2 separate regions of the Homo sapiens genome follow, and region 2 is linked to region 1. Evidence: read pairs that join two places in POLR2A ChIA-PET (ENCODE). Cell type or tissue: Caco-2. All regions are shown on one strand. Each heading gives the region's core, and the rest is flanking DNA. Links, peaks and the distances in the headings are about the cores only.

Region 1 (7,792 bases), core at 1,858-6,857:
GCTAGAGTGCAGTGGCATGATCATAGCTCATTGCAGCCTCCACCCCCTGGGCTCAAGAGATCCTCCTGCCTCAGCCTCCCAAGTAGCTGGGACTGCAGGCATCCACCACCATGCTGGTTAATTTTTGTATTTTTTGTAGAGACAGGGTTTCGCCATGTTGCCCAGGCTGGTCTCAAACTATCCGCCTGCCTCAGCCTCTCAAAGTGCCAGGATTACAGGCATGAGCCACTGCGCCTGCCTGTGTTAGAGGTTTAGAATCAGGCAGCCACTTGAATATGGACAGTGACGGAGAAAGAGGGTTCAAAATAAAGTTAGAGTCCTGGATGACTGGAGAGATAGTGGTGCTGTTATCAGAGATGGATTACATGGGAGATAGAGCAGTGGAAGACAAATGATAATACTTAGGACACAAAGAGTTCAGAGAGGGATTAAAGTGTAGGGAGTGTCCATGGAATTTTGGTACATGGCCACTTCTTGTCCTTAAATAGCCTCCAAACCCACAGAAACATTATCTTTCCATATCACCCTAAAGACTGTGCAGCAGTGATGAGTAAAATGACTCTGACCTCAATTAAATCAAAATTCTAGGAATACACCAGCTCCTTTGGAGTTTCTTACTAACGCTCCTTTCTCTGTCTCTGATTCCCCACTTGCAGCTCAGACAGTGCCCTCTGTTGGAAACCTCAACCACAAATCCCCGTCCTCGACTCCATGGCGAGAAGGACCTAGAAGGAAACAAACACCTCCCAGGAGCCTTTCACACACATTGTTCTCATTTTATCCTTGCAGTTGCTTGGTGAGGTTACTGTGTCCAACCTGGGCAAACTGAGGCAGCTGCCCCAATCACAGCCAGAGCGGAGCTGAGATCGGAACTCAAGGCGGCTGCCTTCAAAGCTTGTGCTTCACTCCCTCTACCTAGCTGTAGCTGTAGGATGATTTGACAAGGGACTTGAAGATACAATCTCAAGGACAGAGGTTTGTTTTTTTTTGTTTTTTTGTTTTGAGATAGAGTCTCGCTCAGTCACCCAGGCTGGAGTGCAATGGTGCGATCTCGGCTCACTGCAAGCTCTGCCTCCCGGGTTCACACCATTCTCCTGCCTCAGCCTCCTGAGTAGCTGGGACTACAGGTGCCCGCCACCATGCCTGGCTAATTTTTTTTGTATTTTTAGTAAAGACGGGGTTTCACCGTGTTAGCCAGGATGGTCTCGATCTCCTGACCGCGTGATCAGCCCGCCTTGGCCTCCCAAAGTACTGGGATTATAGGTGTGAGCCACCGCGCCCGGCTACTGTTGATTCTTTTTTGTTGGTTGGTTGGTTGGTTTTTGAGACAGAGTCTCGCTCTGTTGCTCAGGCTGGAGCGCAGTGTCCCGACCTCAGCTCACTGCAACCTCCATCTCCTGGGTTCAAGCAATTCTCTTGCCTCAGCCTCCCTAGTAGCTGGTACTACAGGCACATGCCACCACGCCTGGCTAATTCTTGTATCTTTAGTAGAGACGAGGTTTCACCAGACCTTGGCCAGGCTGGTCTCCAACTCCTGACCTCAAGTGATCCACCCGCCTCAGCCTCCCAAAGTGCTGGGATTATAGGCATCAGCCACCGTGCCCAGCCTCTGTCGAATCTTAAACTAAAAAATTAAAGTGTGTATTTTGTATGTCTTTGAGGTTTTAAAATCTTATTTTTCTGGTAATTTATTTTTATTATATTTTACAGCAGTATCCACCTGCAACAGTTGGACAATTTAAAAAACCAGTACTTTAGCACTCTGAGAGGCACGGGGCTGCCGGAGAGAGAAGAGTTGTCTAAACTGAGGAAGGTAGCCAGGCGCGGTGGCTCACGCCTGGGATCCCAGCACTTTGGGAGGCCAAGAGGGCAGATCGCTTGAGCCCAGGAGTTCGAGACCAGCCTGGACAATATAGCAAAACCCCATCTCTATTTAAGTTTAAATAAAGAAGAATTTAAAGAAAAAATAAGGTGTGGCAGGTCCTCCATGTTTGGTGTATGAATGAATACATCACTGAAGGAATGACGTATGAGTGTGAGAGAATCAGCCACATGAAGAAAAATGCCCAGAATCCAGGTTTCTCATTTAGAGCCATTCAAAGGGTGAGAGCTTAGGATGTCAAGTTCATCACCAGACTTGATATGCACATCACTAAACCTGCACCCTTCTGATTTTAAAGATGGAGGTGGGAGACCTTTCTCCCCCAAGTCATAGAACTGATCAACAAAGAAAAAAAAATACCAAAAAGAGCCACATATAAATAACAAGCAATATTTACTGCTCGTGATTTTAAAACTCAGACTAGGTTAGTAGACTAAGATAAACATTCTCCTTACCATTTTCACCAAGTAACAGGAAAAACACAGCCCATATGCACAAACATCCTATTTTAAGGACTGCTGGTTTTTGGGTTTTGTTTTGAGACAGGGTCTCACTGGAGTACAGTGGTGCGGTCATGGCTCATTGCAGCCTCAACCTCCCTGGCTCAAGCAATCCTCCCATCTCAGCCTCCTGAGTAGCTGGGACGACAGTCGAATGCCACCACACCTGGCTAATTTTTTAATTTTTTGTAGAGACAGGGGGTTGCCCAGGCTGGTCTTGCACTCTTGCCTCAGCCTCCCAAAGTATTGGGATTACAGGTGTGAGTCACCACATCCAGTCAAGGACTACTGTTTGAAGTGGAGGCTTTTGAACACACTTACCCTGGGATGATGAAACTGAAGAGTGAGCAGGATTTAGCCCTAGGGTACAAGTTCCTCAACTACCTTGAAGTGCTTCAACTGTGCAGGAAACACCTTCCACCTAAAGTTTCTGCCTCTAAACAGGAGCAAAGATGCCCCACTCAAGAAAAGTTCCAGGCACACCTTGCTCCGTTTTGGAAATTCCCACTGGCACTTTCCAGAAACAAGTAGGTCCCTTTAAACTTAAAGGCACCTGGGGCCAGGTGCGGTGGCTCACGCCTGTAATCCCAGCACTTTAGGAGGCTGAGGCAGGCGGATCACCTGAGGTCAGGAGTTTGAGACCAGCCTGGTCAACATGGCGAAACCCCGTCTCTAGTAAAAATACAAAAATTAGCCGGGCATGGTGGTGCGCACCTGTAATCCCAGCTACTTAGGAGGTTGAGGCAGGAGAATCGCTTGAACCCAGGAGGAGGAGATTGCAGTGAGCCGAGATGGTGCCACTGCACTCCAGCCTGGGTGACAGAGTGAGACTCCATCTCAAAAAAAAAAAAAAAAAAAGGCACCTGGAATATGAAAATTGCATTTTTTTTTCCTGCAAAGTTGTGCAGTAGAAAGCAATGTCAGAGTAGCCCTCAGTCCTCATCCCAGGCTACTCCCATTCTTCTTGGCATAAATCTTTTAGGCAAACCTATTTATTCTCCCCTCTAAAGTGTCAATTTCACATCTGCAAATGGGATCATAATAATAATAGTACCTGGATTAAGGTGAGGATTAAATAGCAAAATGTGTGTAGAACCCTTAGCTTGGGCCTGACACAGTGAGCCTTTGATGAACACAAGCTTGGGGCTGTCTCTAATCACAAGCCAAAATAGAAACCCAGAGAAGTCTGGACCAGTGACAGATACCATTTATTCAGCATGTGCCATGTGCCAGAAACAGTGTTAAGATCTTTATTAGCTGTTGGGATGCTTTTCTTTTTTCTTTTTTTTTTTTTTTAAGAAACAGGGTTGGCTGGGCGTGGTGGCTCATGCCTGTAATCCCAGCACTTTGGGAGGCTGAGGTGGGTGGATCACTTGAGGTCAGGAGTTTGAGACTAGTCTGGCCAACATGGTGAAACCCCATCTCTACTAAAAATATAAAAATTAGCTGGGAGTGGTAGCAGGCACCTGTAATCCCAGCTACTAGGGAGGCTGAGGCAGAAGAATCACTTGAACCCAGGAGGCAGAGGTTGCAGTGAGCAGAGATTGTGCCATTACACTCCAGCCTGGGCGACAAGAGCAAAATTCTGTCTCAAAAAAAAAAAAAAAAAGAAAGAAAGAAAAAGGAAAGAAAGGAAAGAAGAGAAAGAAAAGAAAAGAAAGAAAGAAAGGAAGAGAAAGAAAGAAACAGGGTCTTGCTCTGTCACCCAGGCTGGACTACAGTGGCACAATCATAGCTCACTGCAGCCTCAAAATTCTGGGCTCAAGCAATCCTCCCACACCAGCCCCTCAAAGTGCTGGGATTACACACATGAGCCAGCATGCCCAGCGCTAGTGGAATTCCATTTTTTCTTTTTTTCCTGTGTGTGTTTTTTGTTTGTTTGTTTGAGACAGGGTCTCACTGTGTTGTCCAGGCTGGAGTGCAGTGGCACAAACATAGCTCACTGTGGCCTCAACCTCCTGGGTTTAAGTGATCCTCCTTCCTCAGCCTCCCAGTTAGCTGGGACTACAGTCATGCAACACCACGCCTGGCTAATTTTTGTATCTTTTGTAGGGATGGGATTTCACCATGTTGCCCAGGCTGGTCTCAAACTCCTGAACTCAAGCAATCCTCTCCTCAGCTTCCCAAAGTGCTGGGATTCCAGGTGTGAGCCGCCACACCCAGTTTGGTAGAATTCTTAGTACAACTCTTTGGAGTAGCTACTCTCAGTGTCTCATTTTATTTTACTTTTTATTTATTTATTTTTGAGACAGGCTCTCCCTCTTGTCACCCACGCTGGAGTGCAGTGACATGATCACAGCTCACTGCAGCCTCGACCTCCCAAGCTCAAGTGATCCTCCCACCTAAGCTTCCCGAAGAGCTTGGAATACAAGTGTGTGTTACCACACCTGGCTAATTTTGCAGAGATGAGGTCTCACTATGTGGCCTAGGCTAGTCTCAAACGCCTGGGCTCAAGTGATCCTTCCACCTTGACCTCCCAGAGTGCTGGGATTCCAGGTGTGAGCCACTGTGCCTGGCCCTGCATCTAATTTTAGAGAGCCAGAAAGGTGAGGTCCCCTGTCCAAGCTCTCCCAGCTCAGAGAGACTCCCTGCCTTGCTCCCCATCACCCCACTTGCATGACGTTCATGCTGCCCTCTTCTGTCCTCTTCTGTGTTTCTCAGCCTGAAAGCGTGGGCATCAACTCTGGCTGGCTTTGTTGTTGTTCTCAAGCTTCTGTCATCATTGGTATAATTTTACATAAACTTGGCATTCCTTTAAATTTCAGAAAATATGTTCACTTCTTAAATATCTCCTGGGGGAGATAAGAGTTCTATAAATGATTTCGTTCTCCCCGCCTTCGTGTTGAACTTAAAAAGGCGAAGTCACTGGATCTCCGTTAACAAGTCATGTTGTTTATTGGTTTATTTTCATTTTGGAAACTCTTCTCCATGGTTAACCACTCTTCCTCCTCCTTAAAAATTCCCATGAGGAATTCGGATCAGACGCTGGGGCTGTGGGGCAGATCCCCGGGAGGATATCATGTTTCTAGAAGGCTCCTGGAAGCCAACAAGCATTGCAACCTGACTCTTAACTGACTTTTTACCTGTAGGATTATCTCGGGGCAGGAGGAAAAAGACACAGGCAAGCTTTCTGGTCCCAAATAAAATGATGTATTTCGTGAAGGAAGAAAGTTTTAAACTAATAATAGAAATTCATTTGACCATAAAAAAGGCAATATAAAAGGGTAAGGACTCTGGAACCCAACTGCTTGGGTTTCAATACCACACAGCTCTGCCACTTATCTGTGTGATGCTGGCCAAGCTATTTAACGTCTCTGTGCCTTTATTTCCAATCTATAAATTGAGGATGATAACAGTACCTAAATCCATATGTTTTGATGAAGATAAAATAGGGTATACAAGGGACTGGAAGGTTTCTTGGGACTCTCAGGACTATAACTGGGAAAGTCACAAGCAAACTGATATGTGCCCATCACCTTAAGATGAAATGAGAGGCCGGGTGTGGTGGCTCGTGCCTGTAATCCCAGCACTTTGGGAGGCCGAGGTGGGCGGATCACTTGAGGTCAAGAGTTCGAGACCAGCCTGGCCAACATAGTGAAACTCTGTCTCTACCAAAAAATATAAAAATTAGCTAGGCATGGTGGTACGTGCCTGTAATCCCAGCTACTCAGGAGGCTGAGGCACAATAATCACTTTAACCTAGGAGGCGGGAGTTGCAGTGAGCCGACATGGCACTACTGCACTCCAGCCTGGGTGACAGTTAGACTCCATCTCAAAAAAAAAAAAAAAAAGATGAAATGAGAGTGTATATGTACCTTTATTTTATTTATCTGTTTTTAATTTTAAAATAATTTTTTATTTATTAATTAAGATGGGGTCTCACTGTGTTGCCCAGGCTGGTCTCGAACCTCTAGGCTCAAGGAGTCCTCCCACTTTGGCCTCTCAAAGTGTTGGGATTACAAGCATGAGCCACCAAGCCCAGCCTACATGTACCTTTAGAAACAACACCTGCACATTTTTTTTTTTTAGACGGAGTCTCCCACTGTCGCCCGGGCATGATCTTGGCTCACTGCAACCTCCACCTCCCAGGTTCAAATAATTCTCCTGTCTCAGCCTCCCAAGTAGCTGGGATTACAGGCTCCTGCCACCATGCCCGGCTAATTTTTTGTATTTTTGGTACAGACGGGGTTTCACTGTATTGGCCAGGCTGGTCTTGAACTCCTGACCTTGTGATCTGCTTGCTTCAGCCTCCCAAAGTGCTGGGATTACAGGTATGAGCCACCACGACTGGCCAACACCTGCACATTTTAATGCTCCTTCATCTTTTCTGTTTCTATTCGTGGCTGCCTCCAGCCATGGTTGATTCCTTGCCATTTGTAACTATGGTCCTCATTTCCTCAATATCCACTCTGCAGGGGCCCATGATATGCCTTTTATTCCTATCACTACACTGACTTGTTTCCCAAAGTTCCAAATACATGTCCTGGCCAGTCACGGGACAGCCATTAAGAGAATTTATTAAGTGCCAGGCAAAGAGCTTTTCAACAAATCCTTCAGACTTTTCTTCTTCCTCAATTTTCAGGCGACACGTAACTTAAAGGTTAAAATGGGGATGATAATAGTCTCCTCCCCTTGCGTGAATGCCCACAATGGTTTTTGCTTATCTGTCCACTCCTCCTCTGTCTCTTAATAGTTGAAGAGCCTGGTGTGGTGGCTCCTGCCTGTAATCCCAGCACTGTGGGAGGCAGAGGCAGGTGGATCGCTTGAACCCAGGAGCTGAGGCCAGCCTGGGCAACATAGTGAGACTCCATCTCTACAAAAAAATAAATAAAATTAGGTGGACATGGTGGCACATGCCTGGGGTCCCAGCTACTTTGGGGGGCTGAGGTGAGAGGATCGCTTGGGCCTGGGAAGTCAAGGCTGCAGTGAGCTGTGATTGTGCCACTGCACTCCTGTCTGGGCAACAGAGTGAGACTGTCTCTAAAAAAAAAAAAAAAAAAAAAACACCCAAATAGTTGAATAATATGAATTATAGTGACAATTTTTTGAGAGCTTACTATGTATAATACTAGGCACTATATCAAACCCCTTAAAAATATCTCATTGGATCCTTATGAAAAATCCAAGGAATAGGTACCATTATTATCCCCATTTTACAGATGAAGAAACTGAGTCAGGAAGGCCAGCTCACTTCCCCTAGTGGCAGAATCAGGACTTGAACCCAAGTATGACTCCAGAGTCCTTGCTCCAAGCATTTCACTATTCTGTTTCCTCTTCCTTCTCCTGCCTCAACTGTGCTTTCTGGACAAGTTTCTGCCTTGATGACAAGGCTCTGAGCAGGAAGCCTCACCTCTTCAAGACTCAGTCTGCTCTTCTTTTTTTTTTTTTTTTTTTTTTGAGATGGAGTCTT
Region 2 (7,792 bases), core at 1,285-6,284, 1.4 Mb before region 1:
AGGCCCATTTCATGCACTAACTGACTCAGCCCTCTCATTTGTAAAAATTTACACCAGTTTCTTACAAAGTGGCAGGTACTTTTTAGCTGTGTGACCTTAGGCAAGTGAGTTCACACCTCTGAGCCTTGACTTACTCTGAAAATAGGCATTAATAATACTTATTTGTGGTAGACACTGATGGTTTCTACCCAACAGTTGTTTTCCCCTCCTGGGTCTTTGCTTCCTTCTCCCATGACAGAAGCAGATGTGGCCAGACCTTCACCTTCCCAACCTCCTCTGCAGCTAATGAATGCAGCCTAGTTCTGGCCAATGAGATGCATGGAAAAATTGGCTAGGGAGCTTCTGTATGTAGTGCCTGTGATTTTTTGTTTTCACATGATTAATAATATGATTTCATGCAGCTATTACTAGATGGGGCCAGGCGTGGTGGCTCATGCCTGTAACCCTAGCACTTTGAGAGGCTGAGGCGGCGAATCACCTGAGGTCAGGAGTTCAAGACCACCCTGGGCAACATGGTAAAACCCCATTTCTACTAAAAATACAAAAATTAGCTGGGCATGGTGGCACATGCTTGTAATCTCAGCTGCTCAGGAGGCTGAGGCAGAATTGCTTGTGCCTGGGAGGTGGAGGTTGCAGTGACCCGAGATCACGCCACTGCACTCCAGCCTGGATGACAGAGTGAGACTCTGTCTCAAAAAAAAAAAAAAAAAAAAAAAAAGTACCTGGGGCTAAATAGAAAGGCCCAGAAAATCCAAAGCATGTGTTCTGCTGTGTAAGTTGGAGCAGTGCTTTTGGATGCTTCTCAGCTAAAAATGCAGATTCTGGTTCAGTAGGTCTGTGGTGGAGCTTGAGAGATGTTCCTAAGGAGGACCATTTAGGGTTGGCTGATCCACCATTTCAACAAGTTCTTCAAGGGCTCAAGATCTCTCCCACTTTTCTCCCTGCCATCCTGGATGGTTGGTGTGCTGTCCCCAGGCTTGTTGTGTGAAGGTCACAAGGTCAAGGACACAATGCCAGCGACCACACCCAGACATAACTGAACTTTCAAAGGAAGAGGAGCATGTACCCTTCCAGGCATCTCTCTATCAGTGGAGAAATCTTTCCCCAGGAGCCCATTCTTCTGACCCCCACCCCTCACCCCAGCCAATGGCTGCCGTGTGGCACAAGCCAGGAGTACCATTTTAATAGACTCTCTGGGAATGTTGTCCCAGAAGTTCTAGCAGCCTTCTCCTCACATCTTATTAGCCAGATGTGTGTCGTGTGCTTCAAGCTTAAGCCAGTCATTGGCAAGGAGAGTAGAATGACTGTGACTGGCTCAGGCCAGAAGTCTCAAAGTGAGGTGCTGGGACCAGCTGTACCTGCATCACATCGCCTGGGAAGCTTGTTAGAAATACATATTTTAGGCTGGGCACGGTGGCTCACGCCTGTAATCCCAGCACTTCGGGAGGCCGAGGCGGGTGGATCACAAGGTCTGGAGTTCAAGACCAGCCTGGCCAACATAGTGAAACCCTGTCTCTACTAAAAATACAAAAGTTAGCCGGGCATGGTGATGCATGCCTGTAGTCTCAGCTACTTGGGAGGCTGAGGCAGAAGAATCGCTTGAACCTGGGAGGCAGAGGTTGTGGTGAGCCAAGATCATGCCACTGCACTCCAGCCTGGGCAATAGAGCGAGACTCTGTCTCAAAAAAAACAAAAACAAAAACATATTTTGGGCCTGCACCCCAGACCTACTGAATTAGAAAGTCTAGGGGTGAGGCCCAGCAATGGATTCTAACAAGGGCTCCAGATAATTGTGATACACACTAGAATTGGCCCTGGCTGCGCATTGGAATTATCCAAGGAACTCTTAAAGCTACCGCTAGATAGACGTCAGAATGGTGGTTACCCCTGCAGGCTGCACTGGAGTATAGACCCTGAAGTAGTGTGACCAACTTGTGGTTTGCTTGGGAGTTTCTTGGTTTTAGTACTGAAAGTCCTCTGTCCTGGAAAATCCCCTCAATCCTGGGCAAATTAGGATGGTTTGTCACCTTACCTTGATGGAGCAAGAGGGAATTTTCTGGGGTGTTGAAAATGTTCTATCCCATCATCTGGGTGGTGGTTGCATGTGTGTACGCATGTGTAAAAAATATCAAGCTGAGCTGGGCACTGTGGCTCGAGCCTGTAATCCCAGCACTTTGGGAGGACAAGGCAGGAGGATTGTTTGAGCACAGGAGTTTGAGATCAGCCTGCCTGGGCAATATGGCAAGACCCCACCTGTACTAAAAATAAATTTAAAAAAAACTTTAGCATTAGCCAGGCATGGTGATGTATGCCTGTAGGCCCAGCTACTAGGCAGGCTGAGGCAGGAGGATCGTTTGAGCCCAGGAGGTAGAGGCTGCAGTGAGCCATGATCGCGCCACTGTGCTTCAGCCTGGACAACAGAGTGAGACTGTCTTAAAAAAAAAAATCAAGCTATCCGTTTAAAGTTTGTGCACCTTACACATGCTACTAAGTGTACATCACAACTTAAAAAAATACTGATGTCCAGGTTGTATTCCAGATTGATTAAGTCAAAATCTCTAGGAGAAGATCCCAGGCATTGGTATCATGGAATACTCTCCAGACGTTTCTCACGTTCAGCCAGATTTGTGAATGAACACGATCAAATCTCCAGGGAGTTAAAGTGAAGGTTCTGATTCAGCGGGTCTGGGTGGGCCTGAAATTGTGCATTTCCACCACACTCCCAGGGGATGCTGATGCTGGACCATGCTCTAGGGAGCGAGGGCCAGGCCTGGTTAACGTTTACCTTCTGGGGCAGGCAGAGGGCTGCTCCCCTGAAACATCTTGGTGGTCTTAGTGAGGAAGGAAGAAAGTGGGGCTCATTGGAGACTAGCTGTGGGGTAGGCAACTCCCGTGGCATTCAAAGAATTAAAGGTTAGGGTGAGGTTAGAAGCTTACACCTGGGCAACCATACAAATGCAAAAGCTCAGACATCTGTTCCCAACTCCCTGATGTGCCAGGAGGGCCATGTTTGCCTAGGTTTTGGCTCTACTTCCTAGCCAGAGTCAGGCCTGAATACCCAGCGTGGGCTTAGTTTGCTTCTCCTGAGGTTACTCAGGAACCTGTCTTTCTGGAGAAGCCAGTGCCATGTCCAGAGGTGCCCTCCTCTGCGCTGCAGACACCACGGAGACTGATAACAGGGCTGCCAGCTGGTTTAATTACCCAGATGGGAAGCTGGCAGGTGGAGTCTAACCTTGACAGAGATTAATGACTCCATTATCTTCCTAGGCTATCATCCCGTGCGGGCCCCAGTCCGGAATGTAGACATAAGGTGTAAATAAAGTCCTTGTTCTGAGGGAGGACATTTTTCATTGTCTTCAGATGGGAATTTGCCCCCAGAAACCCTTGACTCAAATTCGGGAAGTATCTTTTTTTGGCAGAATAACCTGGTCGTTTGTGGGCATGTGACAGGTCTCCTAAAGGCTGGGCCAAGGCTTGCTGGCAAAACCAATGTTACTTGTTTCCTTAAACTCATTAAGAAATACGTGCCTGTTGTAAACAACTTAAAGTGACAGCTCTTGTCTCCTTTCCCACTCTTTGAAGGTAACTATTATACTTAACTCTTTGGCGTATAGTCTTCCAAATATATTTCTTTTTCTGTTTGTTTTCTTCTCCAGATAAAGTTTCCCCCCAAATTTTATTGGGGCATAATTATAGTACATTTATTTATTTATTTATTTGAGATGGAGTCACTCTGTCGCTCAGGCTGGAGCGCAGTGGCACAATCTTGGCTCACTGCAACCTTCACCTCCTGGGTTCAAGTGATTCTCCTGACTCAGCCTCCCGAGTAGCTGGGATTACAGGCACCTGCCACCATGCCCGGCTAATTTTTGTATTTTTAGTAAAGATGAGGTTTCACCATGTTGGCCAGGCTGGTCTTGAACTCCTGACCTCAAGTGATCAGCCCTCCTCGGCCTCCCAAAGTGTTGGGATTACAGGACTTGAGACACTGTGCCTGGATGGTGGCACATATTTAAAGTATATAACTTGATTGGTCTTTAAAATTATTTTATTATTTGCAGAGATAATAAATCTTCCTTAATAAATAAAACAATCTTCCTTCCTCACTTTGTTGCCTAGGGCTGGTCTGGAACTCCTGGGCTCAAGTAGTCCTCCTGCCTTGGCCTCCCAAGGTGTTGGGATTACAGACATGAACCTCCAAGCCCAGCCCCAATTTGATTACTCTTTTTTTTTTTTTTTGAGATGGAGTCCCACTCTGTCGCCCAGGCTGGAGTGTGGTGGCATGATCTTGGCTCACTGCAAGCTCTGCCTTCCCGGTTCACGCCATTCTCCTGCCTCAGCCTCCTGAGTAGCTGGGACTACAGGTGCCCACCACGCCCGGCTACATTTTTTTTTTTTTTAATATTTTTAGTAGAGACGGGGTTTCACCGTGTTAGCCAAGAGGGTTTCGATCTCCTGACCTCGTGATCCGCCTGCCTTGGCCTCTCAAAGTGCTGGGGTTGAGCCACTGCGCCCGGCCTATTATTATTATTTTTTGAGATGGAGTCTTGCTCTGTCGCCCAGGCTGGAGTGCAGTGGCGCGATGTTGGCTCACTGCAAACTCCACCTCCCTGGTTCACGCCACTCTCCTGATTACTCTTGACATAGACCCATTAAACCATCTCTCCAACTAGGATAGAGCACATGTCCCTCACCCCCAAAAGTTTCCATGTGTCCCTTTGTGATTCCTTCCTACCTGCATCCCCTCCACTACTGAACAACAACTGTCACTATAAATTAGTTTGCATTTTCTAGGTTTTATGGAAATGGAATTATGCAGCATATGTATATGCTTTTGCCTGGCTTCTTTCACTCAACATAATGATTTTGAGATTCATCTATGTTGTAGAAATCAACAATATGTTGCTTTTAATTGCTGAGTATATCCCATGGTATGGATATATCACAATTTGTCTATCCATTCATCTGTGGATGGACTTTTTAAGTTGCTTCTAATTTATGGTGATTACAAATAAAGCTGCTCTGAACATTTGTGTACAAATCTTTGTGTGAACAGATATTTTAGCTTCTCTTAGGCAGATACCTAGGAGTGGAAAGACTGAGTCATGTCACATGGTAGGTACATTTAACTTTTCAAGAAACTACCGAACTGTTTTCCAAAGTGGTTTATCTCATTTTGTGTTCTCACCAGCCCTGGGTGAGAGTTTTATGCGCTCCACATCCTCACCAACCCTGTGATGATCAGTCTTTCTAATATTTGCCATTCTAATGAGTGTGAAGCGGTATCTCATTATGATTTTAACATGCATTTCCCTAATGTCTAACGCTATTGAGTATCTTTTTATGTGCTTATTGGCCATTTGCATGTATTATTTTGTGAAGTGTCTGTTGAAAATTTTGTTGCTCTTTCTTTTATTGGGCTGTTTTCTTATTGTTGAGTAATAAGGGTTCTTTATATATGTTAAATGTCTAAAATGCTACATTTTAATATAGTGGTGTCCTCAAAGTGGGAGTGATGAATTTTATCTAATTTTGTCATGGTCAGGGGAGGAGTTGTGCTCTGGAAGCCCATCCATGGGGAAGGTGAGGTTCAAACTCTAAGATAAAAACTCTAGATAAAATTTTAAGTCCTGCTGTGGATGGCTGTTGTTTCTTTCTGCCCAGCATTTACACCTTTTCTGATAACAACTCACCCCAATGTTTTCAAGGGAGAATTATTCTTCCACCATTTTTAGTACCTGCGGTTTGGGTGAAGCTGACCCTAAACCCTGGCTCCTGGGGAGGGGTATGACCTTGGCCTGGCCAATCAGCATTTTCATCTTCCTGGCTCTGTAATGTGCATGTAACTCAGATGGATCCAATGGGATTCAACTTTAGGACTTTTGCTGGAGTGACTCTTTGTATTGGTCTCAGCTTCCTCCTCAGCCACCTCCTTCCTCAGCCACCTCCTCAGAGAAGCCCTCCCTGACTTGCAGAAGAGATGAGGCATCTCTGATGTGCTCAGTTAGCTCGCTGATCTTTCATGCACAGCACTTATCACAGCTATTAACTAAATATTTGTATGATTATCTGTGTAATAAATTTCTGCCCTCCAGACTGCAAGCTCCATGAAACTGGGGCTGCATCTCTTTTGTTCACTCTTGAGTCCCCAGCATTGGTATAGCCTATCCGTATATTTTGAACGTGAAGATGACAGGATTTGCTGAGGAATTGGATGCATGCTGGATGTGGGAGAAATAGAAACTTGAGACTTAATAAATACTTGTTGAGTGAATGTAGGAAGCTACATTTGTGCATGAGAAAACTGAGGTCCAGAGAGGTGAAATGACTCTCCCCAAATCGCACAGCAAGTCAGGAGCAGAGCTGGAATGTGAATTCGGGGCTGTCCAACTTCAGAGCTTGTGCTCTTCCTCAGCACCCTAAATGACTCCTTGCAAACTGAACATAATTTTCCACAACAAACACTGCTTAGGCATGGCAGATACCTCTGAAATAAACTGTGTTATTTATCTATTGCTTCATAACAAATTACTTCCCAACCTTGGTGGCTTGAAACAACATTTATTAACTCATGATTTCTGTAGGTTGGGATCCAGGTGTGGCTTAGTTAGGTCCTCTGCTTTGGGGCCTCTCATAGGCCACAGTCCAGGTGTTGGCTGGGGCTGCATTCTCATCTTAAGGCTTGACTGGGGAAGGATCTGCTTAGGGAAGGATTTGCTTCCAAGCTCTCTCTCTTTTTTGTTGGAGGGATTCAGTTCTGAGGGTTCTTGGTTGAGGTCCATTCCTTGCCACATGGGCCTGTCCCTTGGGCAGCTCACAGCATGGCACCTGGTTTTATCAAAGGAGTGAGTGAGTGGGAAAAAGTGAGCAGAAAGGAAGTCATGGTATCTTGTAGCCTCATCATGGAAGTGACATCCCATCATGTTTGCCTTGTTCTATTCATTGGAAGTGAGTCACTAAGTCCAGCCCACACTTCAGGGAAGGAAATTACATAAGTGAAAACAAGTTTGTGAATGCCCAGGTCAGTGGGAGTCATCTGAGAAGCCTGCCTACCACTTAAACTAAGTCTCTTTCTCATGTAGCTTAACTTCTGGTCAGGGGAAGTGCACAAAAAGCAAACAAATAAATAAAAATATAACACATCAGATGATGCTAAAATGCTTGCAGAAAATCATGTGGAGGAGGTTATGGAGGGCTGGGTGCAGGAGGAGACTAAGCATTCTTACTTTATATCAGGTGGTCCGCAGAGACCTGGGTGAGAGGGAGACATCTGAATAGAGAGCTGAAGGAAATGAAACAACAAGCCAAAAGGATACGGGAAAGAGCATTCCAGCAGCAAGAACAGCAGGAGCAAAGGCCCCGCATCACAAACCTGCCTGAAGTGTTCTAAGAACAGCGAAGGTCAGTGTGACTCCAGTGATGATGGCAAGAGAGAGAGTACCAAGTCATGGGGTTAGAGAGATAACAGGGCGGCCGGGCATGGTGGCTCACACCTGTAATCCCACCACTTTGGGAGGCTGAGGTCAGGAGTTTGAGACCAGCCTGGCCAACATGGTGAAACCTGGTCTCTACTAAAAATACAAAAATTAGCCGGGTGTGGTGGCGGGTGCCTGTAGTCCCAGCTACTCGGGAGGCTGAGGCACGAGAATTGCTTGAACCCAAAAGGCGGAGATTACATTGGGTTGAGATCTCGCCACTACACTCCAGCCTGGGTGACACAGAGAGACTCTGTCTCAAAAAAAAAAAAAAAAAAAAAGCGATAACAGGGCGTCGGGTCATGTAGGCCCTTGTA

Evidence for each region. Peaks named below come from ENCODE experiments on the same cell type or tissue, not always from the same donor. Only the 100,000 strongest peaks of a DNase experiment are listed, where the experiment ranks them.
Region 2: POLR2A ChIA-PET joins it to region 1 with 7 read pairs; 1 of 35 experiments calls an interaction of 5 or more read pairs at or near these places.

The regions. Positions count from the first base shown.
Region 1 is chr20:50,713,201-50,720,992 of GRCh38, forward strand. No RefSeq gene overlaps it. Among named protein-coding and RNA genes, the nearest start is that of PARD6B, 14 kb to the right of the region's middle. In Caco-2, for the core only: no CTCF peak of the experiment used is centred there; a DNase peak (open chromatin) is centred at 4,978.
Region 2 is chr20:49,303,972-49,311,763 of GRCh38, forward strand. It overlaps LOC124904925 (a long non-coding RNA gene), which reads right to left and starts at 7,314. Exons shown (of 2, transcript XR_007067637.1): 1 at 7,227-7,314; 2 at 6,546-6,828. In Caco-2, for the core only: no CTCF peak of the experiment used is centred there; a DNase peak (open chromatin) is centred at 3,230.